Linked DNA regions of Homo sapiens: regions 1, 3, 4 and 5 are each linked to region 2. The links are chromatin loops, found by intact Hi-C in ENCODE. Cell type or tissue: heart right ventricle. All regions are shown on one strand. Links, peaks and the distances in the headings refer to the core of each region. The heading gives the core; the rest is flanking DNA. Region 1 overlaps LOC105370182 (a long non-coding RNA gene). Region 2 holds the start of LOC124903167 (a long non-coding RNA gene). Region 3 has its middle 29 kb from the start of NRAD1. Region 4 holds the start of SMIM2-AS1 (SMIM2 antisense RNA 1). Region 5 has its middle 31 kb from the start of LACC1.

The links. Peaks named below come from ENCODE experiments on the same cell type or tissue, not always from the same donor. Only the 100,000 strongest peaks of a DNase experiment are listed, where the experiment ranks them.
Region 1: a loop joins it to region 2, with 9 times the contacts of the local background. A loop is called at or near these places in 10 of 110 quality-filtered maps.
Region 3: a loop joins it to region 2, with 18 times the contacts of the local background. A loop is called at or near these places in 100 of 110 quality-filtered maps.
Region 4: it touches region 2 in a loop (3-fold over the local background); 10 of 110 quality-filtered maps call a loop at or near these places.
Region 5: it touches region 2 in a loop (7-fold over the local background); 93 of 110 quality-filtered maps call a loop at or near these places.

Annotation. Positions count from the first base shown.
Region 1 is chr13:43,984,200-43,989,076 of GRCh38, reverse strand. It overlaps LOC105370182 (a long non-coding RNA gene), which reads left to right. Exons shown (of 6, transcript XR_941918.3): 5 at 2,250-2,376; 6 at 2,457-2,499. Among named protein-coding and RNA genes, the nearest start is that of NRAD1, 36 kb to the left of the region's middle. In heart right ventricle, for the core only: a CTCF peak has its summit at 2,154; no DNase peak of the experiment used is centred there; H3K27ac peaks cover 2,117 bases.
Region 2 is chr13:44,435,950-44,440,826 of GRCh38, reverse strand. It overlaps TSC22D1 (TSC22 domain family member 1), which reads left to right. Exons shown (of 3, transcript NM_183422.4): 2 at 4,732-4,783. LOC124903167 (a long non-coding RNA gene) reads right to left here and starts at 3,623. Exons shown (of 4, transcript XR_007063778.1): 1 at 3,535-3,623. In heart right ventricle, for the core only: CTCF peaks have their summits at 2,433 and 2,635 (motif pointing right); a DNase peak (open chromatin) is centred at 3,906; H3K4me3 peaks cover 1,901 bases; H3K27ac peaks cover 2,330 bases.
Region 3 is chr13:44,048,512-44,053,388 of GRCh38, reverse strand. No RefSeq gene overlaps it. Among named protein-coding and RNA genes, the nearest start is that of NRAD1, 29 kb to the right of the region's middle. In heart right ventricle, for the core only: CTCF peaks have their summits at 2,531 and 2,730 (motif pointing left); no DNase peak of the experiment used is centred there.
Region 4 is chr13:44,106,319-44,111,195 of GRCh38, reverse strand. It overlaps LINC00390 (long intergenic non-protein coding RNA 390), which reads left to right. Exons shown (of 4, transcript NR_132368.1): 3 at 3,979-4,104; 4 at 4,739-4,877. SMIM2-AS1 (SMIM2 antisense RNA 1) reads right to left here and starts at 647. Exons shown (of 5, transcript NR_104065.1): 1 at 584-647. In heart right ventricle, for the core only: no CTCF peak of the experiment used is centred there; a DNase peak (open chromatin) is centred at 2,640; H3K27ac peaks cover 4,000 bases.
Region 5 is chr13:43,908,221-43,913,097 of GRCh38, reverse strand. No RefSeq gene overlaps it. Among named protein-coding and RNA genes, the nearest start is that of LACC1, 31 kb to the right of the region's middle. In heart right ventricle, for the core only: a CTCF peak has its summit at 4,498 (motif pointing left); no DNase peak of the experiment used is centred there; H3K27ac peaks cover 633 bases.

The DNA of each region.
Region 1 (4,877 bases), core at 383-4,382, 450 kb after region 2:
AAAAGAAAAAAAAAGAAAGTAATGGGTTAAAAGACTACAAGCATGTGTGTGTTGTAATGGACCTAGAATGTCGTAAAATATATTAAGATTTGGGCCCTGGTGGTGGGGCCGGGGGGAGCCGGGAGAAGCACTCTGCAGAAAGAACCTTCTTGTCCTTTGTTAACTATAAAATCCTCAGCTCTCCGGGGAAGTAGCCCTCCTTTGGTGGAACTCCCTGGAACATAGGGTTCACTTGAGGGGCATTTACCAGTCAGCCCATATTCTCTGGGGAAGAACAGCAGGCAAAGTAATGCTAAGCTGATGGGCCTCTTAGGCCTGAGGAATTCAGGGATGACTACCTAGGTGGCTCAATGGCAGCAGAAGCTGTGGGAAATGGACAAATGGACAAAACTGGTGTGAGTTTTTAAGCAATACCCAACTTACCTTTCTTGGTGACATTTTACAACATGTGGCTTTTTTTGCTTGATTTACAGTCACATCCAAATCACTGCTGAAGCAGCTCTTCTGCTTCCTACTCCTAAATGCTAAATACCTTGGCAAGTTTGGCACATTCTTTACCGATATTACTCATAAATCTTTTCACTAGAGACTTTGACATTTCTTAAGTAATGCCTGAGATGACAAATTAGCTTGGAGTCAATCTTCCCATCTATTTTTATGCAAAGTTTGTTTCCATTTGACTATAAATAGAAAAAAAAATGGGGAAAAAAGATAACTAGGAAAATTGATTTTTAAAATTCTCACATTAAACCAGGTTATAAATGGATGGAAAACTGGGCTTGAAGGTTGACATTGAGCAGGTTACTTAGTCTCTTGCTGTCTCAGTTGTATCATCTGTCAAAGAGTAAGATTGGATTCAATAATTAAATTGTCATTTTAGGATTGGCACAAGGAAAATGAAATTTCCTAGCAGCCTTAAATTTTTTAAAATTAATTTTCTATTAAATTTTAACATATATATAAAGAAAAGTGGCATATTGGCCAGGCACGGTGGCTCACACCTGTAATCCAAGCACTTCGGGAGGCTGAGGTGGGCAGATCACCTGAAGTCGGGAGTTTGAGACCAGCCTGACCAACATGGAAAAACACTGTCTCTACTAAAAATACAAAATTAGCCTAGTGTGGTGGCACATTCCTGTAATCCCAGCTACTTGGGAGGCTGAGGCAGGAGAATTGCTTGAATCTGGGAGGTGAAGGTTGCAGTGAGCCGAGATCGTGCCATTACACTCCAGCCTGGGCAACAAGAGTGAAACTCCATCTCAAAAAAAAAAAAAAGAAAGAAAAATGGCATATTATGATGATCTCGCTTAATGAATTATCACAAAAAGAACTCAACCATCTAAGCACAACCTTGATGAAGAAATCAAGTATTACTAGCATCTCAAGCCTCTCTCATGGCCCATCAAGTCCCCACCCTGCTCAGCCTTTTCCAAACATAAACACTCATCATTACTTCTAAAATCACAAATTAGTTTGCTTTTGAACTTTATAAAAATGAAATTATACCATATGTTTTTTAACGTCTGTAAGACATATATTGGTCTATAATTTGGCGCTAATCAAAATTCAGATTTATCAACATAGGTGACCAAGGTTTTGGGCCTTCGTGCTTAAGCCTTTATGTCATTCAGAATTACTCCATATGTGGGGAGGGAAATGACTCTATGTATTATGAGCTGAAAGATATTTAATGTACATAATTAGAGTTTCACATAACCATTGAAAGAGCTGGGGAGGCAAAGGTCAAGAAGGCCACTTTAGGAGACCTGGTGGTATAGTGATCACAGAGAAGCCACCACTGATGACATCGGCTGCCTGTCCACGGGAACCCGGAGCCAAAGGAAGCCCTCAGTGAAGATCTCAGCTCCCCAGCCAAACTGTTGCAAGAAAAAAACACCTTCTCCTTCTCTTCCACCTTTGAAATCTCATGTGAATTCTTCCTACTGGCAGCTTTAACCCAGAATCCGATTCAGGAAAACGTTCTGTGACCTAGGGAAAAAGAACACTGAGAAGGGCAATGAAGACACAGAGCTAAAAGCAGATAATGTGGCCAACACTTAGTTATAAACTAGCTGGTGGAAGCAAATTGACCTCTCTGCATTTCTAATCTTCTAGTCTCTCCTAAGTCTTCAGATCCATTTCCAATACAAATCCTATAGTGCCCTCCTTAGGGATACTTAAAAGCCTGCTTCTATGTTACTTCTTTCAAAACCAGTGAGTGACTTAGAAGGTCTTCTCTTTTATTGCAGATGCGTAGAGCAGCTTCTGAAGATCAGCAGGCCTGTGCAGCATCATCTGAGGGTCCCCAGAATTAAAGCAACATGAAACCCTTCATACTGAGTGTGGCCACTTCCCACTGACCATGACTCACAAATGGTGAGGCCACCTGACAGCGTTGAAGATAATTACTATTCATCCTCTTCTGCTAATAGAAACTATTTTCTCCCCTAATCTAGGTTTCCAATTTTAGAAGCTGCCCTGTCCTCATAAAAGAATTACCAGGAAGGTAGGAGGTTTGTTTGTTTGCTTTTCTGTGCATCTAAGTACCCTGACAATCTAATCTCTGGAGAGTCTCAGTAACCAGGCAACACAAGTCATGCTCCAATTGTGCGGTCCTCAATCCACTTTTCCTGTGCTATTCCAGTTCAAAGTAAGAATACCAAAGCCAGAACTGCAGAAGATAAATGTGGATCTTTATTACTACAAGCAGATAACGGGGTCTGCCCCCTCTTCTTATTGCTGAGTAGAAATTCTGAGGCAAGTGCTTTTAAAAAGACTAGAACAGCACATTTTACCTAAGAATAAGATTATAGCTAGTAACCTGTTTTTCTTACAAAAAAAGAAAATGGAAGGAGATAGCTTTTGTCTGGTGACAGTTTATTTTAACCCAGATGCTTCCTCCACTTGTAATTTGGCCTCATTTGTGTTTTCAGAAACATCACCAATTCAGACGGGTTTCTTGGGTAAGGACTTAATGGACAAGGTTAAACACAGCTGTTCTGGTGCCTGAAATCCTTAAGAGTCTAGCAGGACCGGAGCAAGTAAAATAAACTCAGAAAGAGCTGTCTGGATCAGTGTTTCTAGAGACAAAATGAGTATAAATGAGCATGGAGTCAACAGGCCTCCTGGGTCAAGGTCAGAGGCAACCTGGGGACACGGATTAACAGCGGAAGAACACTGCCTATAGTACATTTGCTATGAGACAGCACAGAATTGGACATTCTGGCCTTTAATCATCAGGCTATCACAAGGAAAAGTGGTCCAGATTTAGTACTGTGTCAGCACTTTTTATAATAAATGCTTCATTTACTAGGAATTTAGCTATCGAGTTGCAGATGATAAAAATGACACTCAAATGCAAGGTCAAACAGCAAACATTTATAATTCCTGTCTATTAGCTAAATACACAGTCCTAATTATCCAGGTGAAAGGGGTAATTGTTTTCCCAAACAGTGCCTCAATCTCCAGTGATTTACAAAGCACTTTTACACACATCATCTCGTCACAGTGGTGTGTATGCCCTTGTTACACAGATGGATTGAACTGGAAATTGTTTCATTTGCCAGTTTTAAGTATCTTCCTTTTCCCTGTGGGTGGTTTCTGTAAGGCCTGATGGACATATTATCATCTGGATCTTCCAGGCAATGACACCTCTAAAGAGGCCGATGAACTAGAACTATCAGTTCTAACACCTTAGGCAAGAATCCCTCAATCTCTCTGGGTTTCAGCTTCTTCATGTGTATACTGTAGATATGTTGTCAAAATTGTGCTAATCTTCACCAACTAATAAGAAATGATAAGAATGAGATTTTGTGGATATGGGACTTTAATATACAGTGAGAGGAATATAAATCAGCATGACTTTTTGCTGGTGTTATGTAATAAAATGTAAAACGTACATACCATTTCATGCAGAAAATTTATATCCAAGAATCTATCCCAATGAGGTAGTTACATAAATATGCAAGTATACACAAGATGTTCATCACAATTAGAAACAACCAAAATGTCCACCAACATGAGACTAGTTCAAAAAGATACGAGGTATTCATACAAGAGACTTTATGCATCCACTGAAAAGAATCATGTAATTCATATTGGTTGACTCAAATAGAAGCTCCATCACATATTTTCAAGACAAAAGGAATTACAAAGCAGTATGGTTGATATAATCCCATTTATGTGCAAATCAAATAAATTCCAGATTTCACTGTGGTTCAATTCAGCCCAGTGTCACATTCACAGAAACAACCCAGCAACAAAAAGGCATTACAGAGTAATTTCAGCCTTGGCTCTCCATTTTCAGAAAACATTAAAGAACCTACAATTCCTAACCCACAGCACCACATCTTAAAATAGTCTCTGTATCCCACCTTTTTCATCTTGTTCTCTAATTCTCACACTGTAATAGCTCCTGAAGGCTTTCTCCTCCCCAATATGCTTTTCTACTCTCAACCAAAGACATCACAATGATACTCAAACAGATCAGCCACTTCTCTTTTGTCCCTCTTCCTTCTTCCTTTGTTTTTTTTCTTCACTGATTACCATACTCCGAAAAATAAGGTGGAGAAAGAAGAAAATGCTAAGTGGACAAAATTTCCTTTCCAGAGAGTAGGAGAAAAAGAGATTGACTATGCATATACTACAATGTCTTAACCTTGTAGCAAGCGCAAAATTATTTAAGTGATATCTACTGCATATATGCCTAGAAGTGTCTGCAAGGATGTTGACAAAATTCTTAAGAATAATTATCTCAGTTGGGATTTCCCTGTGAACTTTGCTTTTAATTTTATATCTCTCCTTATACCTCTTTGAGTAACTCATGATGAACATGTTTTGTTTGTGATCAAAACCACGAAATAAACTCATGTCAACAT
Region 2 (4,877 bases), core at 491-4,490:
TTAAGGTTTCAGGGTGGTGTGCTTTGGTGGAGGGCTTTTTCATTTCTTGTGGTGGGCATTTGGTCATCTCATTTAACTGGAGACTTGTGTCCTTCAGTTCTGGAACAATTCTTAAATTATTTGATAATTCTCTTCCTTCTGTTCTCTCTCCAAAATAGAAATGCATCCTATTTTGATGTTGGACCTCCTAGATTTATCCTTTTTCTTTTCCGATTCTTTTTTTTTTTTTTTTTTTTTTTGAGACAGAGCCTTGCCCTGTTGCCTAGGCTGGAGTGCAATGATGCGATCTCAGCTCACTGCAACCTCTGCCTCCTGGGTTCAAGCAATTCTTCGTCAGCCTCCCCAGTAGCTGGGATTATAGACATGTGCCACCACGCCCAGCTAATTTATTTGTTTTTGTTTTTTTTTAAAGTGGAGACGGGGTTTTACCATGTTGGCAAGGCTGGTCTTGAACTCCTGACCTCAAGTGATCCGCCCATCTCACCCTCTCAAAGTGCTGGGATTACAGGCATGAGCCATCGCGCTCGCGCCCGGCCACTGTTCTACTCTTTTGGAAGCTTTTTCCAACCAGCCTTTCTGTGGAGATAAGGAAATGTAAATTGTGGTTGAATTTAACAGCCATTTCTTTGGCATTTCTTCTTGTTTTGACAGTGTGTGGGACCCAACACTAAAACACTATTTGTTGTTTTTCTGCCATTCACATTTAACTGATAGTCCTGTAGTTTCATTTGTTAAACCTGGTAAGTATATTCCCATGCCTAGTGAGAGTAAACTAGAAAAATGGAGGTGACGTGGGAGTCCTTAGACAGCAGTGATTTGGTCAGGTACAGGGTAATGTGCCTTCGCTTCTTTCCTGGCAGTTGTTTTAGATTTGCAAGGAGTTTGGATAGGGGGAGAAAGAGGTTACTCTATTTCAGTGCTGAATCTCCAACTGTACCGGTGTTGGCCAAGTCAGATTAAGTTTGGAAGAAAAGCACATGTTACAGGAAACAGAAACACTCAGGCCTGTTCCTCTTTTCCTATCCTGTCATGCTTGCTACCAATATGCAGTAGCAGTTGAATTGGAATCTGTGTAAAAAGGCTTTTAGGCAGACAACACTAGAAAATACCTCAATCTCAATTGTCCAGGCTGTTTAATGTGTATGAGTTCCCACTGAGGTGATACCTCCTGATCTTTGCTCAGTGCCTGAAATAGACTTATATGGTCCATGGCTTTAAGGATCTCTCCTGGAAGCCTTGTAGTATTTTTCTCTGCCCTGTCAGCAAGTCTCAGTGAGCTCTGATGAGGCACCAGACATATGGATCGTTTGTCTTGCAATTAGAAGAGCCTTTGAATGTAATTCTAGCCATTTGTGCCACGGACATTTCTGATCCAAGGGTTTTCCCTCCATGGAGCTTTCCATTTCCTTTGCCTTCTTTTTCAAATTATGTCTTCTCAGTTTTCATACAAAAGTCTAGTTTTAAAGGAATCTAGCATATTTATGTGAAATATATGAGAAAATTAGATTTCTAATCATTTTTTTAGTTGCCTATCCTTTGGCTCAACAAATTCTCCAGAAGTGTGCACACACACATACATGTTCAAGGATGTATGTAGAAGGATGTTCCTTGCAATTTTATTTAAAATATCCAAGTATTAACAATAACTGTAATGTCCTTCAATAGGAAAATGGGTTAAATAGACTATGGTTGCTTATATTTGCTTCTCTTGCTTGATACAATGGATGATCAGTTAAAATGATTGAAATAAAAACAGCTTTCTGTTTATGTTGAAGAACGGCATGAATAAATTCAGTTAATTTAGTAATTTTTTAAAACTGCAGCTTGGAATTTAAAAATTTTTTTATATGACCTTAGAGTTTTGTTTTTTAAAGCTCTTTTTATAGCTTAAATGGTGCTTTAATACCCTTTTTTCATGAAGTTGGCATTCAGTTAAAACATGTAAATGGAATTTAGCATACAAATAGTTTTAGGTATAACTTTAACTTTCAAAATATAGAGACTATCATGTAGTAAATAATATTCTGGTTAGCATTCATAGACATAGGGACCACATGCCAGCTTCCCAAATAATTACGATTTCTAAGCTTCTACTTAGTCTCCTTTTGTTGGAAATGGGTATCTTTTTTTTTAAAGCATCATATGAGTTAATATATGTAATTTTTATAAATTATAAATATGTTAACAATTATTGTTATTCAAAAGCCAAGCCTTAAAATTTGGAGAATATGAACCTTTCAGTAAAAAGGGAATCTCATCACTTTATAGTTGGTCACACTTTGGTTTTTAACCCAAAAGAGAATTGTGGTCTTCATCATTTACTGTGCTTACCGATCTGGTCTGGTTCCTAATAACTTTGGACAGTTTCTGAAAACCAAATCTACCTACCCCCACTACCAGCATTGAGTCAACTTAAAAACTGTCTAAATGGATCTGATGGCAATTTTAGAAAAGGATGCTGCTTGAGGAAAGATGCTTATTTTGGAGAGAAGACTGTGTGTGTTTGTGCATGTGCGTGTATTACATATATATGTTCTACGGTCAGATTTTATGTTGGAATTATTTGTGATGACACAATTTTATCTACAGATTAGAGAGGTCTCCCCAAGTACTTTGTAGATTTTTTGGTTTTTATATTATGCCATTAGAGGGCAGTATTGTAGAGGTTAAGTTTTCTTTCTCGCATGTATTGACTTGGAAACTGTTTATGTTGTATTATAATTTAGCAAACTTCAGGGCTTAGATTTCTAGTATATTAAATTGTAGCCTTAATTGATGCATCCCTGCAAGTATTTTAAATTAATATAGGAAATTTTGAAAGGGTTAAGCTATTTTATACCCACATCTCTCGATTTTGGTTTGGAGAAGGGAATTATTTGGTCAGTGTGGCCAAGAGGGTGAAACAGAGGTGAGCCTACAGCATCTATTGGCTGCTTAACTATTTTTAACCACCATTATATCCTCCCTTTTCTGGTTCTGGACACTGCAAATGGGCAGAGACTAACTTCAAGGATTTGTATGCTTTGAATACATACTTTATAATATTTCAATCCCTCTGATGTAAGAAGGCTCATAGGATTGAGGGATTGAGTCTTAGAGGAATTGTCACTCAGCTTGCAAAAACGTGCCTTAGGGACTTAACTAAAAATAGATTTATGTGGAATTCAACCTGTGGATTGACTTTTTTGGGTCTAAATAGAAGAAGGCATATTTAGTTACTAGGGAGAAGATGCTAATAGGGAGATGTGATTTTAAGGTTTGTGGCTCTACGGGCTTTTTGGGAAGATCCTGGATTTTATCTGGAGTCTTTCCCTCATGCCTAGCAAAGAATATATAATGTTTTTTGTTTTGTTTCTATAAAACAAAAGGTAGTATCTCTCAAAGAGCAAATGTGATTTTTTTTCCTCTAAAATTAAAAAAATACATGATTGCAGGGTGATTATTATCTTTAAAAATAAAACCGTCTATAAAATCCTCCCAGTACCGCTGCCGGTAAGAACTAGATAATTGAAATCAAGACACTCGAAGTCTTACAGTGGTGGGACTGGGCATGCCCAGTAGCTCAGACGGTTCGGGTTACAAATAGGAAGCTTTCGCCGTTAAGCAGCCGCGGGACACAGCTCCGGGGACCGGGGTCTGACTCCCTTAAACGTAAGCACGTGTGGGGGCCCCCATAGTATTTTTCAGGGACCCTTCACATTTTCTGCCGAAGCAATGGCCCAGTGTTTTGAGGCCGCCGTGGAAACCTCCGAACCCAGCACCCCACTCCCTCTGAGCACGGCCCGCGCCAGGCCAGCCCACCCCACGAGCGGGATCTGGAGAATGGGGGCGGAGGTGGGGGTGGGGGGAGGCGGGGAAGCAGGGAAGCGGGAGGACCTGGAAGGGAGTAGGGGGCGGTCCCAGTGGCGTGCCGGCCAATCGGCGCAGCTCTTTCCTGCATATATTTTGCACTAAGACTGGGAGTCCTGGTCTAGAGCTGAGTGGAGCCCGGCTGCGGATCTGGGAAGCGCCTCTTCACGGCACTGGGATCCGCATCTGCCTGGGATCATCAAGCCCTAGAAGCTGGGTTTCTTTAAATTAGGGCTGCCGTTTTCTGTTTCTCCCTGGGCTGCGGAAAGCCAGAAGATTTTATCTAGCTTATACAAGGCTGCTGGTGTTCCCTCTTTTTTTCCACGAGGGTGTTTTTGGCTGCAATTGCATGAAATCCCAATGGTGTAGACCAGTGGCGATGGATCTAGGAGTTTACCAACTGAGACATTTTTCAATTTCTTTCTTGTCATCCTTGCTGGGGACTGAAAACGCTTCTGTGAGACTTGATAATAGGTAAATGTCGGCTAAGATAGTTTCTTTAAATTTATTCGTGGGATACTTATAATAATACAGGTGAAAGATAGCCAGGCGAATTCCTTTGTCCATTGCTGAGAGATTATGGTGACATGGATGTTGTTTTTCGAAATGTTAAAAAACCTTATTTTTGCAAGTCTGGCCAGAGAACAGGCTTTCCCCACATTATGTAATTTAGTCCTTTGTGGCTTACTAAAATAGGGAGATGCCTGGATATTCGTTAGTAAGAGAGGGGCTGGCATTTTCTGGAGGGTGATACATTACATAGTGTTAAATAACATTCAAAATATGATGCTAGCAATATCACAAAATTGGGAGATCCTTTTTATCTTGGAAGCTTAAGATAAATTCCATTTATCGATGACCTTTTTCCCTCCTCTTTTTCAGCTCCTCTGGTGCAAGTGTGGTAGCTATTGACAACAAAATCGAGCAAGCTATGGTATGTACTGATGAAAAATCATTTATACTAAATGTGGGCACAGCACAAAAATAAGATGTTTTGTGGAACCAGTGCATCCCTAAGTTCAGATGAT
Region 3 (4,877 bases), core at 618-4,617, 390 kb after region 2:
CCTCCTGAAAAGATTCTAGCAGGACCCTCTGATGAAAAGGACCTTATCTTTTTATATCTGCTGTTTAAAGCTTTTTTTTAAAATCATCGCACGATTTTATGAGTTAAGTTATGTACATAAACAAATACTATTACTTATTACTTGTTTACTATCGCCCTTCTTTTGGACATCAGAAAACCGAGGGTCTGAGTTGCAGCAACTCCCACAGAATCTCAAAAATGCACCCAGACTGCTCCTGCTTGCAGGACAAACACTCAGTACAAGCTTCCGATGAGGAATGTGGCTGTTGCAAGAACAGGACGCCACGATTCAATCCCTTCCCACGGCTGGCCCTGGCTGCCCACTCACATCAAGCAAGGGCACAGCATCCCTTCCGACAGCCTGACCCCCGCCCCCAGATAAACCGACATGTGGATTGCCAAAGGCATTTATATGCGATGGTGCTAAGACTGCTTGACGCTAACACCACACTTTGATCATTCAGTCAAATCAAAAAGCATTTATTAAGCATCTGTGTGAGGCTCCCTGCCGGGGCTTCTCTTTGTATCCCTAGCATTCACACTTCCCTGCTTTTCTTCTGTATCTCTTCACCCCTGCCCAAGAAAACTCCCCTATCCACAGGAATCTCACTGCTGGTGTTATCATGTCTTACCCAGAGTGGGATCCCATTTTGGTTCCTCCCAAGATGCTATTCAATGTCCAGGATGGAACTTTGAGAGTGGACCGGTCCTCTCTCCATTGTAAAATCTACCCATCCATCTCTGCTTCCTGGAGATTCTGTGTGAGGAGCACCTTAGTTAGGAATCAGAGCAAATGGCGATGAAATTTCAGTCTGTGTTCTTCTTTCAGAATGCAGAGTGAACATTTAAGAGGGTTTTTAGAAAAGCAGTTTACAGCCAGTAATTGGAAGCGTTGAAGTGTTTTTGCAAGACCAGTATCTCAGATTACAGATTTATGATTTGCTTGAAAATAATCATTTATTTTAGGCTTGAACTTTAAAAAGAAAAAAATAAAAGCTTAGAATGATTTTCTTCAAGTTTTCTATGACATTCTTTACATCAGGAAGAGATGAGGGAAGGCAAGATGGAGGTTTTAGAGAGAACGGGGTTCCAATGTTATTTTCCCCTTGGTTCATTTATGAGACTACATTTTCCTAGCTGCATACGCTATTTCCATTGTATGACTCACACAGACAATTTACTACATTTAAAATTGTGTCAAATTCTTTCTGAAAAGCTTGGGTCAAATACACATACTATGTATACAGTTGGAAATTCTTCCTCATAGATCCAGCTCATGGTATGGATGTTGTATTTGTGTCCTCGTAGCCATGGCAACTAGAAAAGGGTTAAGCCAGGGCCTCAGAAAACCCAGAGGCTGTGCAGTAAAATATCATATGTGTGTATATACTTCCTAAAATATACTACTCAAATATGGATTAAGAAATCTTAAAACCACTGTCTTAAAATTAATTTTTCATTCCTAGTATGCATGTTATTGCCTAAAAAGGATACTCTCAAAACAATCTCTTTCACCTCACTCCTTTTCTCTCTAAATTGTCATCTAATGACCATTTATCTCAAAAGACAGACTATGTAAATCCATGAGAAGTGCTTTGGTTTTTAGATATGGATGAGAGAAATACCAATGAGAATATGAATGAAGTTGTTTTCTGGCTGAAACAAACTGTCTTTTTTAGATCTCTCTTTTAAATCCATTTATATGAGAGTAATAAAACATTCTTCTCCATTTATTTAAGAACTTACTAAATAAACTTGGGCAACCCTGAACAATGCCAAGATGTTAAACATTCACCAGCTCTAAGAATTCAGACTCTTCTTTGTGTTGGCTGATGGCCCTCAGGTCCCTGACTACCCCTTTTAATTTTCTTACACACTTTACCCTGTGAGATAAATTTTAAGAGTTTATCCTCAAAATAACACTGGATAGGAGTACAGAATGCAATTCTGTTTTTTTTGTTTGTTTGTTTTCTGAGACAGAGGCTCACCCTGTCACCTAGGTTGGTGTGCAGTGGCGCGATCTCAGCTCACTGCAACCTCTGCCTCCCAGGTTCAAATGATTCTCCTGCCTCAGCCTCCCAGGTAGCCAGGATTACAGGCACTGGCCACCATGCCCAGCTAATTTTTGTATTTTTAGTGGAGATGAGGTTTCACCACATTGGCCAAGTTGGTCTTGAACTCCTGACCTCGTGATCCGCCTGCCTTGGCCTCCCAAAGTGCTGGGATTACAGGCGTGAGCCACTGTGTCTGGCAGGGAATGCAATTCTTATAAGGCCCAGAGCCATTGCAGCATTGGATAAAACACCATCTTTTATATCCATACATCTTTCTTATTTACATTTCCAGGTGCAAAAGGAGGATGGGTAAAAAAACTTTCACTAAGTGGTTCTCTGTCCCACTGCCCATTTCGTAAGGATATCAGAGAAAGTATTAATACATCCCCTGGTCTAAAATGCCTGGCTTAACTTTTAACCTTTGACACAGTATCAAAGTTTTCCACACCCTTTATTTATTTCAAGATATTTCTCTGTAGGAAATATATTTTATAATGAAATAATAAATAATAAATCATAAATGGCTTTATGATTTTATAATAAACATAAATTTATGGGAATATATTTAAATGTTCACTTCCAACCTTTGATACCATCTCATATTTAATATCTAAGAATCAAAAAAAATTTCAGGGTCAATATCCTGGCCCTTCTTCTGCCATCTGGTGGAGAAATAGAGAAGCAGTGAAATTGATGCATCAGGAGTTTCTTCAGAGTCCTTAAATGCATCAGTCAGCGAATGCTTGTGGGGTATTATTATTATTTATTATTATTATTCATCAAACAGTACTCATCAAGACACTTGGCATCATTAAACGTCATGCTCTGCAAAGTAGCCACATTCAGTCTCTGTCCCCAGAAGAACTATGAGGCATTACATGATTGAAAGCTCCCGGACGATTTAGTTATTTTCAAGCAATCAGTTCAACACACAGTGTAAGGAAAGGACTCCTTAAGACTATGAGGTTGGCATTTAGGTCATTTTAGCAGTAATTTGCTTTATAATGATATTCTGACCCCAAGATGCTATGCTTTTCTAAGCACTTCTAAAGAGAAAGAAAGAAGGGAAGGAGAAAGAGATGGATGCAACTCTCTAATGCCTTACAAATCCCCAAAATGACATTTTAGGTTCATTTTTAAGGCCATTTAAGAGTGTCAGAAAGACTCTTTATGAGCAAAAATAACATCTCCATGAGGTATCTGCACTTTAATCAAATTTATTATAGTTTACAGAGTATGGAGAGAAGAGATGTAATAACAAACATCCTAACTGCCACAGATTTGAGGCAAGTGACAGCCTCCTCAAATTAACTTCAACAAAATGATGTTCCAAGCCTGTTGAATTGCCCCATACATAGCCACATCTGAATTCCCATCTTCTTGCCAAAATCCATAGAAAAGGGGCAGCCATAAATCATGTAGGAAATACATTGATTGCTATTAAATATCCTGTATATTTCATGGAAATGTGGCTCTTTATGCTGATGGATTCTGGCTGAAGGCACTCAAGACCAAAGGACCATGCTGTTTTGTATTGAAAGTGGCTATTGGCTTGGTCCATTGCCACCTGCTCTTTGGTTTTAAAAGGGCATTGAAATCTAAGGAAGGCCCTTCACAGTGTTCCAGAATCACTACCCGTGACATAAATAGAGAAAAAAGCAGTGCTGATGTAACCAATGCTTTCTTAACTCGATGGGGCTCTCAAAGGGGTTATGGAGCATAGTGAACTCCCACCCTGACTTCCTGCTTCCTCCACTCAGCACCCTCTTGGCCCAAATAACCCTTTGGCTTAAAGAGGGGAGGAAGGCTCCATCTTGAACATTGCCCATTATAAATAATCAATGTGCATATTTTGGATATGCACTGGATATGTGATGCTTTTCTAAACAAGATGAGAATTTATGTACCCCCAAAATAGACACATAAATTACATCCTTTAAAAATACATCCTCTAAGGTTTTTGTTTTCTTTCTTTTTTTTTTCTGTAGCTGCTTCTTTATTTCAACTTCCCCACACACATCCTTGACTGCTGTGGCAATGTGAAAGAAAGGTCAATGCAATTTCACAATTGATTCCTACAAATTCTTTCCCTACCAGAGTGTCCACCAGGGAGATCATGTAACATCTGCCCGTAAGTGGTGGGTTTGGGGGCCATGGAAGAGTAACTGGTGATCACCTGGAGCCTGTATGGGTTTCTTAATATTAGGTTATGTCAGTCTAAACTCATTTCTTTCATTGAAATTGGTACTGTAGTATAAATGCAGTGTATCTAGATGATAGCAAAATTTCCTGAAAGATGAAGGAGAAAAAAATGAACTGAACCCAAATGTGCTGGATTTGGGATAGATAGATAGATACCAAAAGAGGGACATTTCCAGTAGAAAGCTAAACCATTCTGTTCTTTTTTCACATTTTAATTAATAACTTGAAAGAAATATAAAAGGCATGCCTTTAGAAATTTGCCCAATAAACATTCAACTGAGGATGCTCTTGATGACAGTCCATGTGCTGGGAGCACAGGCAACGCAGAAAGCCTGACCTTTGGGAGGCTACAGGCTCTTTAATTATGCCAATGCTAGAAAGCAGGAAGAACTAAAGATTGGACAACAGAATCACAAGCAAAAGCCAGGCAGGCATTTTTTAGGCTAAATTTCTCAGAGATGTATGTGGTATTCTAAATTCAAGATCAAAAAATGTAAGAATCCAGCAACAGAAGAAGAATCCTCTTCCAGAATAGGAAGCTATGGTGTTAGCAACTGTTTCATGAAAAAAAACTTAATGGTTTGAGATGACCGATAGAGGG
Region 4 (4,877 bases), core at 511-4,510, 330 kb after region 2:
CTAGTTGTGTGACATTTGATAGGTCAGTCACTTAAAAACAAAATAAAACAAAACAAACAAATCCTCTGTTCAATATTCCCCTCTATAAAGTGGACACAATAATAATAAGTATGCATAAGGATGTTGCGAAGGTTAGATGAGAAAGTGCAAATGAAATGTCTGATACTTCATAGAAGTGTGTTATAAAAGAGAAAAATATATATACGATTTTTGAACTCCTTGTAATAGAATAATATATTTCTCAGGTTCAAGAAGTTGGGAAAGAGTTAATCACAACAGAATTGTCACCATGCTAAGAGAGAGAGCAAGTGATTTTACTACTAGAAGCCAGTATGAACCCAATAACACAGTATGGGGAAGAGAACATCTAACCAATGCATAATAATTAGGATATTGTTGAGAACCGAGCCCTCCGAGCTTCTACATGCCTTTAACAATTAGTAGGTCAATGACCTTGCTCAGTGGATCTCCACTCATATGGGAGGCACCAGCAAAATGAAGAAAAACCCGCAGACGCTCTTGTAGGAAATGCAATTAAAGTGGAAAGGCCTAAAATAACATTTCCATTGTGCCCCTCACTTACATTGGAGAGTCAGGGCCAGACTGGGAGGCTGGCAGGGAAACAGCTTGGCACTGCAGGCCACCTGGGGTCCATTTGCCAACAGGACTTGTGGCTAACATCCTTTGATAACAAATTTCCCAGAGTCACAGGGCTCTTTTAGATCACCATGATTCCGGGTCACAAGACGGATGGGAAGCCACAGAGCCCCGGGTCCTTTCCGTGAAGTTAAATATTACACCATCCATAATGAAACATCTTTGTATCTCCTCGTGGCCACAATTACTTAGTCACTGATTATACAATAAACTCTTCAGAAATAATTCACAAAGATGAGAAATCAAACCCCACCCTTTTATGTTCTGAGGCATGAACCAGCTCCACCTCTTGAGAGAGGGAGGTAAAGCCTGTTGCACATCTTCAGCCCATGGTATTTTCCGGCAAATGTGGAAGACCCTCAATATTGGAAGGTGATCTGCAGTTCCACAGGGAGACAGTACAATGGGTGCCTGCCTGGGAATGGCAGTGCCTGGCTTCAGATACGATTTCAACCGATCAGCTGTATAGCACTGGGCAAATTACTTAATTTCCTAGGCATCTCAGTTTCCTTATTCACCAAATGGCAGTAATAATTGCACCTACTTCATAAGGTTGTTGGACCTGGCACACTGTAGTTGCTAAATAACCGTCAACTATAATGCCCATTCTCCTGAGTCGTTCACCTTTTCGATAGCCTAGCAAAAAGTTCTTTGAAAAAATGACAACTACCAAACAAAAGGCATATTTCATATAGACAAAATAACTCACATTGTCTCTTACACATGATAGGGACCTTGCCCATGATTGTGGCCCTTACATAATCTGGATAACCATTTGGGTTTTTATTGCTATGTGGTGCTTCTTCTGCAAATGGTATTGTCCTTTGTGAAACCCACTGCTTTTACCTTATCATTGGCAAATACTTTTGGGGTTTACTCGAAATGTATTCACTGGCATGGGGAGTATGGATGAGGTCCCTCCTTCATGGAACTTAGATTCTGGTTAGGTAAGGGGTAACAATAAAGCTTAAGAAGTTTTAGGATCCCAAACTCAGAGTTCAAGGGGCTCATGTGTGAGGAACTCTAGGGGGAGGAAGAAAAGAAGTAAAGTTTAAGCTCAAAATTGAAGGCGGCTGAGAGTTTTGCTTGAGAAAGTGCCCCAGGTGGGTGGAAGAATGTGGTTCCAATACCTAAAAGGAAAAGAAGCTTGGAGTTGAGAGGAGCCGAGGCCTTCCACCCACCTGCAGCAATGTCAGGCGGTAAGAGGATGATGGTCAGGCTGACCTAGGCTTGGAGACCACATCAAAGGGTCAGGCTTGATCCCAAAAGTATCAAGGAATCACGGAAGGGTTTCACACTGGGAGTGAAATGGTCTGACCTGAGGTGAGGCTGGATCATCTTGGCTGCTCTGTGAGGCAGGAGAGAATGTGGGGATCCTGGTGGGAGGCTGTGGCTGTCAAGTCGGCACAAGTGCACCATCTTTTAATGATTCTGGCCCAGACTTGGGTGGTTTGGAGGTAAAGAGGTAGATAGATTTGAGAAACATTTAAACATTTGGCTTAAAACTAAAGCTAGCCCTCCCTGCCCCACAAATCAGGATAAGTAGCAACATTAACCTATAGTCGGCCCTTCTGCTACCAACACCCAGGACGTTTTTAGTTTGGAAAAAGAAGGGACCTGGTATCTAAAGTGCAGCTTGGGGGTTTTCTACTGAGGTCAATGACCTGCACTGCTCTGCCTGACCCATTGCCACCTCAGACACTGAAGCCTGCTCAGCCTCCTCTCACCCTAATTACACTTATCATGCAAAGCCCTAATACAGCCAGGAAGGGCTCAACACCAGTCCCTCTAGCCAAACAATCAGCAAACTAAGATAACTTTAAAGAGTGTCAAGCCCAACTTTATGACTCCTTCATAGGCACCAAGGGCATTGTCTCAGCAGCCTCAGCCACCAGACAGGATGGCCCAGGGCTGCTTGTTCCTTGACCTGCTAGGACCAACTGTGACTCATCTATTTACTGCAGAGCAAAGGTAACTTGGGTTGCACAAGTTGACAGCTGTCTCCCAGGTGACAATCAGTACTGGAAATAAAGGCACTGGGCTTTAACTGGAAAAGTTTCTACTGGCATAGACCCAGGCTGGATGAGGCAGGGACGTGAGAGATGGCATGCACGTATTTTAAAGAACTGGGGTCCTCACAGCTGACTGGCTATTTCAAGTCACTCTTGTTATTATCTCACTGAGCAGCTTGGAGCCTAGTGATGTCACTTATATGTGCTCTGTTATTTACAGTTTGGATATTTTAGGCCCACAACCGTACTTCCTTTCTTGGCAGAAGGAAGATTAGGAGCAGCAATAATATTATAGTAATATTGGTATCATTTATTAATGGGATAGTCTATTCTGAAAGCAGTATGTCACTCAGGTTATACACATTGTCTGTAACCCAGGGTTCACAACCTAGGGTTCGCTTAGGAATCTCCCAGGAATCTTCAAAATACTGGTGCCTGGGTCTACTCTCCAAAGACTGATTGGGTAGGACCAGGGCATTGGCATGTTAAGGCTCGCCAGGGAATTCTAATGTGTACTTAAGGTCGAGAAACAGCTTTCATCATCACAACAACCTGCAAGGTAGGGATTTTTAGCTTCATTGGATAGATAAAGAAAATAGGGCCCAGGGACAACAGACAACTTGTGCAAGTACAAGATCAGGGACTTCAACCTTGGATCTGTCTGGCCACCAATCCCTGCTGCCAATTTGCTTCACGTGTGTTTCATGAATCCGTAGGTAAAGAGTAAACAGACAGAGCACACAGATGAGGAAAAGGGAGCCCAGGGCAGCAGCACCCCACAGGAGCTTCGTGCACAGGAGGCTCCACCACCACCCTGAGCCTGCTGTGCAGCATGGGGGTCACCTGCAGGTGAGGGTTCCAAAAGGAGAGTAGCCCAAGTTAGCAAATAATGGGTCTTCATGGTTGCAGCACCACCTGGCTTCTGTCCAATCCTCAGAAGCTGGCGCAGAGGAGAGATATTTGGTGGAAAGTTGAACGGGTCATGGCCCGGCTAGGGCAGTAGCCCCATGCACACTCAGTTACCTACAGTATCTGCAGAGAGATGAACTTCCTTCCCTAGTGTCTGCCTTCTCATCCTGCACTGTGTCAGCTCAGGGCTTGCACCAGGTTCTCTGGGCTGCCTCTAAATCGTACTTGAAGATGTTGGGGTTAACTCAAGAAAGTCGTGTTGATTGATATATACTGTCGAATGGGAAGGAAGCATCCTCTGATTCTTGTTTCCCCAACCTAGAGCACCTTTAGCCATAACTGCCGAAGTAAATATAATCAGGTGGGATTCTGAAACTGCATCTTCCTTCTCCTCTGCTAGGAACCCACCAGGGCAGAGCCTCAGCTCTCAGCCTCCCGGAATGAACCATGAACCCAAAGCAAAGAGCAGAACTCCTTTGACACCTCCAGCTTCACAGACAAAGATGAATCTCCTAAGGCATTTCTGGTATCGTTGCTACCAATGACTGAAAGAGCATCAAAGTCTGAGGGGTGGCAGAGGAGAGGGGAAGTTTCTGTAGTCAGGTAGGAGGTGTCTGGCCCTCTCTGTACTCCAGATCTAAACCCTACTCTAATACTCCCCACAAAGGCTTGGATTGGCCACTTTTGTTCATTTATTCACTCAACATTTATGAAGTTTATAGCACTAGGGATTCTTAGCAGAGTAAAACCGAATGCTGACCTTAAGTAGCTCACAGTTTAGCAGGAGAGAAGTCACCTAAAGGGCAAGTGTGATGTCAGAGGAAAGCACGGGTGTGGTGGGAACACAGGAGGTAGGAGGGTGGGTGTCCTAGAGGGGCAATTCCTGACTTGGGACTTATGAATGCCTAGCAGGAGTCGGCCAAGGGGAGAGTGGGGGAAACAGTTTTCTAAGTGGAGGGGGCACCTTCAGCAAAAGAGCAAAGATTCTGTTCTTTGCCTCAATAAAGGGTGCTCCTTGTTGAAAGGTCACCTTGGCTTAGCTCCAGAAACTCTTCCTTCTCTGGACTTCAGGGACTTGGACTTCTTTCTCTGCATTCAGGCCAAAGGGCTGAGTCTAAGTGAGACTAAATTCCTAACTCAGACTTTTTTTTCTTCAACAGAAACATGCAGTTCTGAAGTCTGGCCAGCCACACCAAAGAGCTTTTCGCAAGAAGGCACAGGCCAGGTAGAGGCAGCTGTGCAGTGGGAGGACTGTGATGTTTTGGACTAGAAAATAAGACGCAAATGAGGCCAAAAAAA
Region 5 (4,877 bases), core at 529-4,528, 530 kb after region 2:
CCCTACCTCTAACTGTTGGAGTGCCCCAGGCTGAGTCCTCACACATCTCTTCACTAACCACGTTATTCTTCAGATGATCTCACTTACTCTATCCTTTAAATACCATCTATGTTCAGATGATTCCAATATGTCAGTATGTCCAGGCCTTTCCTGATTATCCTGTCTAAAATAGCACTCCCTCCTGTCATTTTCTATTCCCTTCCCTTACATTTTGTGACAGCACTTACTTTTTAGCAGTGACTTTATATTATATGTCTATTTGTTTATTTGCTTATTGTGTACCTCCCTGACTAGAATGTAATCCCATGAGGGCGGGGACTTGGTTTTATTCTCTGCTATATCCCAGCACAGAGAATAAGGTGATGGTGGTATGGTATATATTAGGTATTCAATAAGTATTTGTTAAGTGAATCATTAATGTCCAAATTTATTCTTTCAAATCATTGAGCACTCATTTATGTTATGTAACAGTGCAAAGCAAGCAATAGCTTTAGCTCTAAGAGTGGGATCACTGCAGGCTGCCTGGGTTATTTACCACACAGCACGCGGAGGTGAAGGGCACAATGGTGAGAGGGTGGAGAAGTGGCAGCAATTCTAATTTGTGCCCAAATAAGGGAATGGCAAATCCAGTCTAGTTTAAGACAGTTGAGGTTGGGATGGGGAAAACAATGGGATGGGTGGGCCTCAGCATAGGGGCACAGCTTCATAACTATCAGGTGAAGAATAGAGACAACAGGACTCCAAATACAAACAAGGCAATCCAGAGAAACTATCAGATGTTCTGAAGCAGAAGAAAATTTGCCTAGCCCACAGGCGACCCACAGGAACCCAGAGCCTGGTTCCTTGATTTCCGCATAGGCTCATGGCCACCTGCAGATGCTGGATGCTCAATCCAGAATCAGCTGTGGGGATAGGGCTGGGGCAGGTTCTCTGGGGAATGCAAAAATAAATATAATCTCTACCTTCAAAGAGGCTGCAGATTTATAGGAGATGCTAAGACACAGCTAATAGAAGTAAAAGCATTACGTAACATGTAATGTGCTCAGCAGAGCCGTGAAATCACAGCAAATTATATCTGTAAAGGAGGCTATTTATGGATTGTGTTTAAATATAGAACTAGTCTCTTGGGTGCAAGAAAAAGAACAATTTACTAGTTACATATCTCTTCATTTGCAAAATGTAGGGTTTAGAAAGAATTCTTTTTTATGTTTCCTTCCAGTGCTAAATTGCTATGATTCTTAATTCACATACATGTAAGCCTATATAGGTAAACTTGTATACATAGATAATAAAATCTCATTAATTTGGACTTTGATTATTTTGAACTTATGACCAACCATCAAAGTAAGGCTAGTTGAATTTTCATTTTATTTTATCAGTAATATTAGTAGCTTGTTCAAAAAGAGTGTAGACAAATTATAAAAGGAATGCTTACCAACTTTAAAGAACAAACTGTTTTCAAAGCATTTAGAACTCCTATTTGCAAACAAATAGCTGAAGTGGATGTCAGCCACTTGGACTGATGTTTTGATGCATTTCATACAGATCCCTGAACTAGGGCCGCTTGGAGAGAAGGGAGTTGACACACCAGGTCCCTGACCCTCATCTCACCTCAGAGCACCAGGAAGCCAGAGCTTGCCTTGACTGAGGACAAAACCAGAGGAAATCATTTGCAGAAGCACCGGGCCTGGCAGATTATGCCCTGAGCCTCCTGCTGTATTTCTTGCTTTGGCAGAACAAACTTTTTTAACAAAGAAGATGCAGTCTTCTTTAGGTTATTGTGTAAAATTCATCCATTGAAAATGTTTCTTGAATGTCTACTACATTTATCGAATGTGCAGGAGGCACTATTATATATCCTTATTACATTATAGATTTTCAGTACCAAGTGTTTATTTCATTTACAGCTCTTGAGGATATATTTTATCTTATTATTCACAGTTAATTGTAATAAAAGTTTCAATTGTATTACCTCAAAAGGCTACATGTGGACCTCACAGGCAAATGGGGATGTTACTAAAAGGAGAAACAAGGGTGATTATGTAATACTAAAATTTATCAAAAGCTTTTATGACTAAGGTCAGAAAAGCTGAAAATCAAAATGAGATGCAAATTGAAAAATGCCAGGAAGGGAATGAAAAAACAGAATCTGGAAACCACAGAAGTAAAAATTTTCATTATACCTTAGACAAATCATCACAAAGTTGATCCCAAATTGAAGATACATATAAGAAAGTAGTGGGAGGCCGAGGCGGGCGGATCACAAGGTCAGGAGATCGAGACCATCCTGGCTAACACGGTGAAACCCCGTCTCTACTAAAAAAAAATACAAAAAATTAGCCGGGCAAGGTGGCGGGTGCCTGTAGTCCCAGCTACTAGGGCGGCTGAGGCAGGAGAATGGCGTGAACCCCGAGGGGCGGAGCCTGCAGTGAGCCGAGATCGCGCCACTGCACTCCAACCTGGGCGACAGCGAGACTCCGTCTCAAAAAAAAAAAAAAAAAAGAAAGTAGTAATAGGAATTATACAACCCCCCTCAGATGAATTTAGTCACCCTCTGTGACTGAGCCAAAAGGCTAATCAAGAGAGGCCAAGGTCTTCAATCTCCCTTGAACGCACCAAAGTCATTCGAACCAGATGTTTTTCCTGATGCTGCTTTCTTCACCCACTGTCTGACTTTGCAGCTATTGTTCTATCTTCAGATCCTTGCTGCAGTTCTAGCTTCTTGGTGCAGCCCTTCCTAATTCCTCCTACCCAAAATGAGAGCCACTTTCTGGATGCCCCGGAAACCTTACAACATTGCAGTTTACCACTAAATGGTTCTCTAGTGAGTATGGAGTTCTTCTGGATTAGGCTACAAATACCTTACTTGCAGAATTCATACTGTAAACATTTTAGTGATTTATTAACTTGTAAGAAAAGTCTTACAAGACATAAAAATTTAGTCATATTAAGTAAATATTGAATGAATGGCATTTGTCAAAAATAAAAACTGTAGAAAAATAAAACCACTTTGGAAAATTTGGGATGTAAGGTTCATAATACCCATTGCACCTAACTCCTTATAAGACATAAAGGAGGCACTTTTGGCTGACAAATCGATTGATGAATGAATGGTAGTAAGAAAGTTTTCTTTACTGAGACCTTTCATTCTAACCTACATATTAATGTATGAAATTGATTAGTGCAAATAATCATACAGTCATCTCAAAGTAAACTCAAAACATTCACCACCACCACCACTACCACCACCACCCCCTAAAAGCTGCTCAGCCTCCTGTATCCTTTTATGCCTAGTTAAAGGCATCACTCCTCACTCAGTGACCTAAGCCAGGAACCTGGCAGTCACAAAGTACTTTCTCCTTATTCCCATATTTGATTCCTCACCAAATTCTGTTGACTGTCTCAGATCCATCCCTGCCTCTCCTTCAGCACAGATTTTACTTGGTTCAGGCCTTAACATCCCCACCCACCCAGACTCTAGGGTTATTTCCCAGCTGGTTGCACATATCTGGTCTCACCTCTCTCCAATCCATGCCACATCCAGCCAGAGAGGATCTAAAATGCAAATCTGTTCACATCATCCCCTTTCTGTATCTTGTAATGGTTCTAATGCCTAAAAGATAAAGTCCTAACTTCTTTGCATGTCCTTCAAGGGCCCTTTTAATCTGGTTTCAGCCTTTCTTTTTAAAATCAACTTTGGCCACTTGCCTATATGCATCATACCTTCTTCCCATCTAAAATTTCAGAGTCTAAAATTGTCAGACTTGAAGTGCCAATGCATTTTATCTCACTGTGTAGGACAATATTTGACCCTGTATCCATTTAAACTAGTTGACTTACCTCTATATCTAAACCAAGGACCAATTTATTTCTTGATCACCTCTGCAAAGCTGATACTTTGGTCACCACGATGGCTGGTAAATGCCCCTAATATAGCAATTATTTGATCGTATACGCATTTAACCTACTAGAACTTCTCTACTGTCAGAAGGGCAGGGAGGGACATAGCAGATGCTGGCATGTGAGGAAAGTATATAGTTTGGCATTTCATATATCAGCATCACCATAACAACCACTCAAATATTTGTTGAACATTGGTGAGTCAATGATGAAAGAGTTTAGAAGAAGGAATTTCAGGGAAATGGAACAGCAGGAGCAGAGGCAGCAGTGAACTTGCAGTAGGCTAAGAACAACCCAAGGTAGTTTTTTTTTTCCCTGACACTGCTAAATTGAAGGTTTTTATAAAGGAGCTAAAGATGAGGAAAGTAGCCAATCTGAATAAGCTGTGACTCAATAAGTAGAAGATGAAACCAAAACATACCTCAAAAACTTCTGCCTGGGAGACTGGAAGATTGGTGACACCTTGATGGAAAACAGTAAGACTGAATTGTACATTCAGACCAGTTCTCACCATCTGAATTTGAAAAAGAAAAAAAAAGTCTAAGAGGAAAAACTGAATAGTTACTACAAATTACCTACAAACGTCCTTGCCAGTATGAGGATTTATGCCACCTGGTGGCAGTTTATCTAATTTTGTTATTCAATTCTTTACAATAGTGCAAACTCTCAAAATTTGTACTTACAAACTTGAGCACTGTGTCAGGCATGAAGGAGCTATTAAATTTTTTTTGTAGAATAAATGGATGAGTGGAATGTGTAAATAAATTATTCAATGAAGCAAAGCTCTGTGATGAAAAAAGCTCTGATCCAAAGGTCAAGACAGTTGGCATCTAGTTTCACACTAACTGTCGAGTGATTCCCAGGAGGTCACAGACCTCTCTCCCAGCTCTACCATTCCTGACTTTATATTGGGGTTTTAGTTTATTTATCTAAAAAAAATGATATGTAAAAATTTCTTACAGTTATAGTATTTGAGT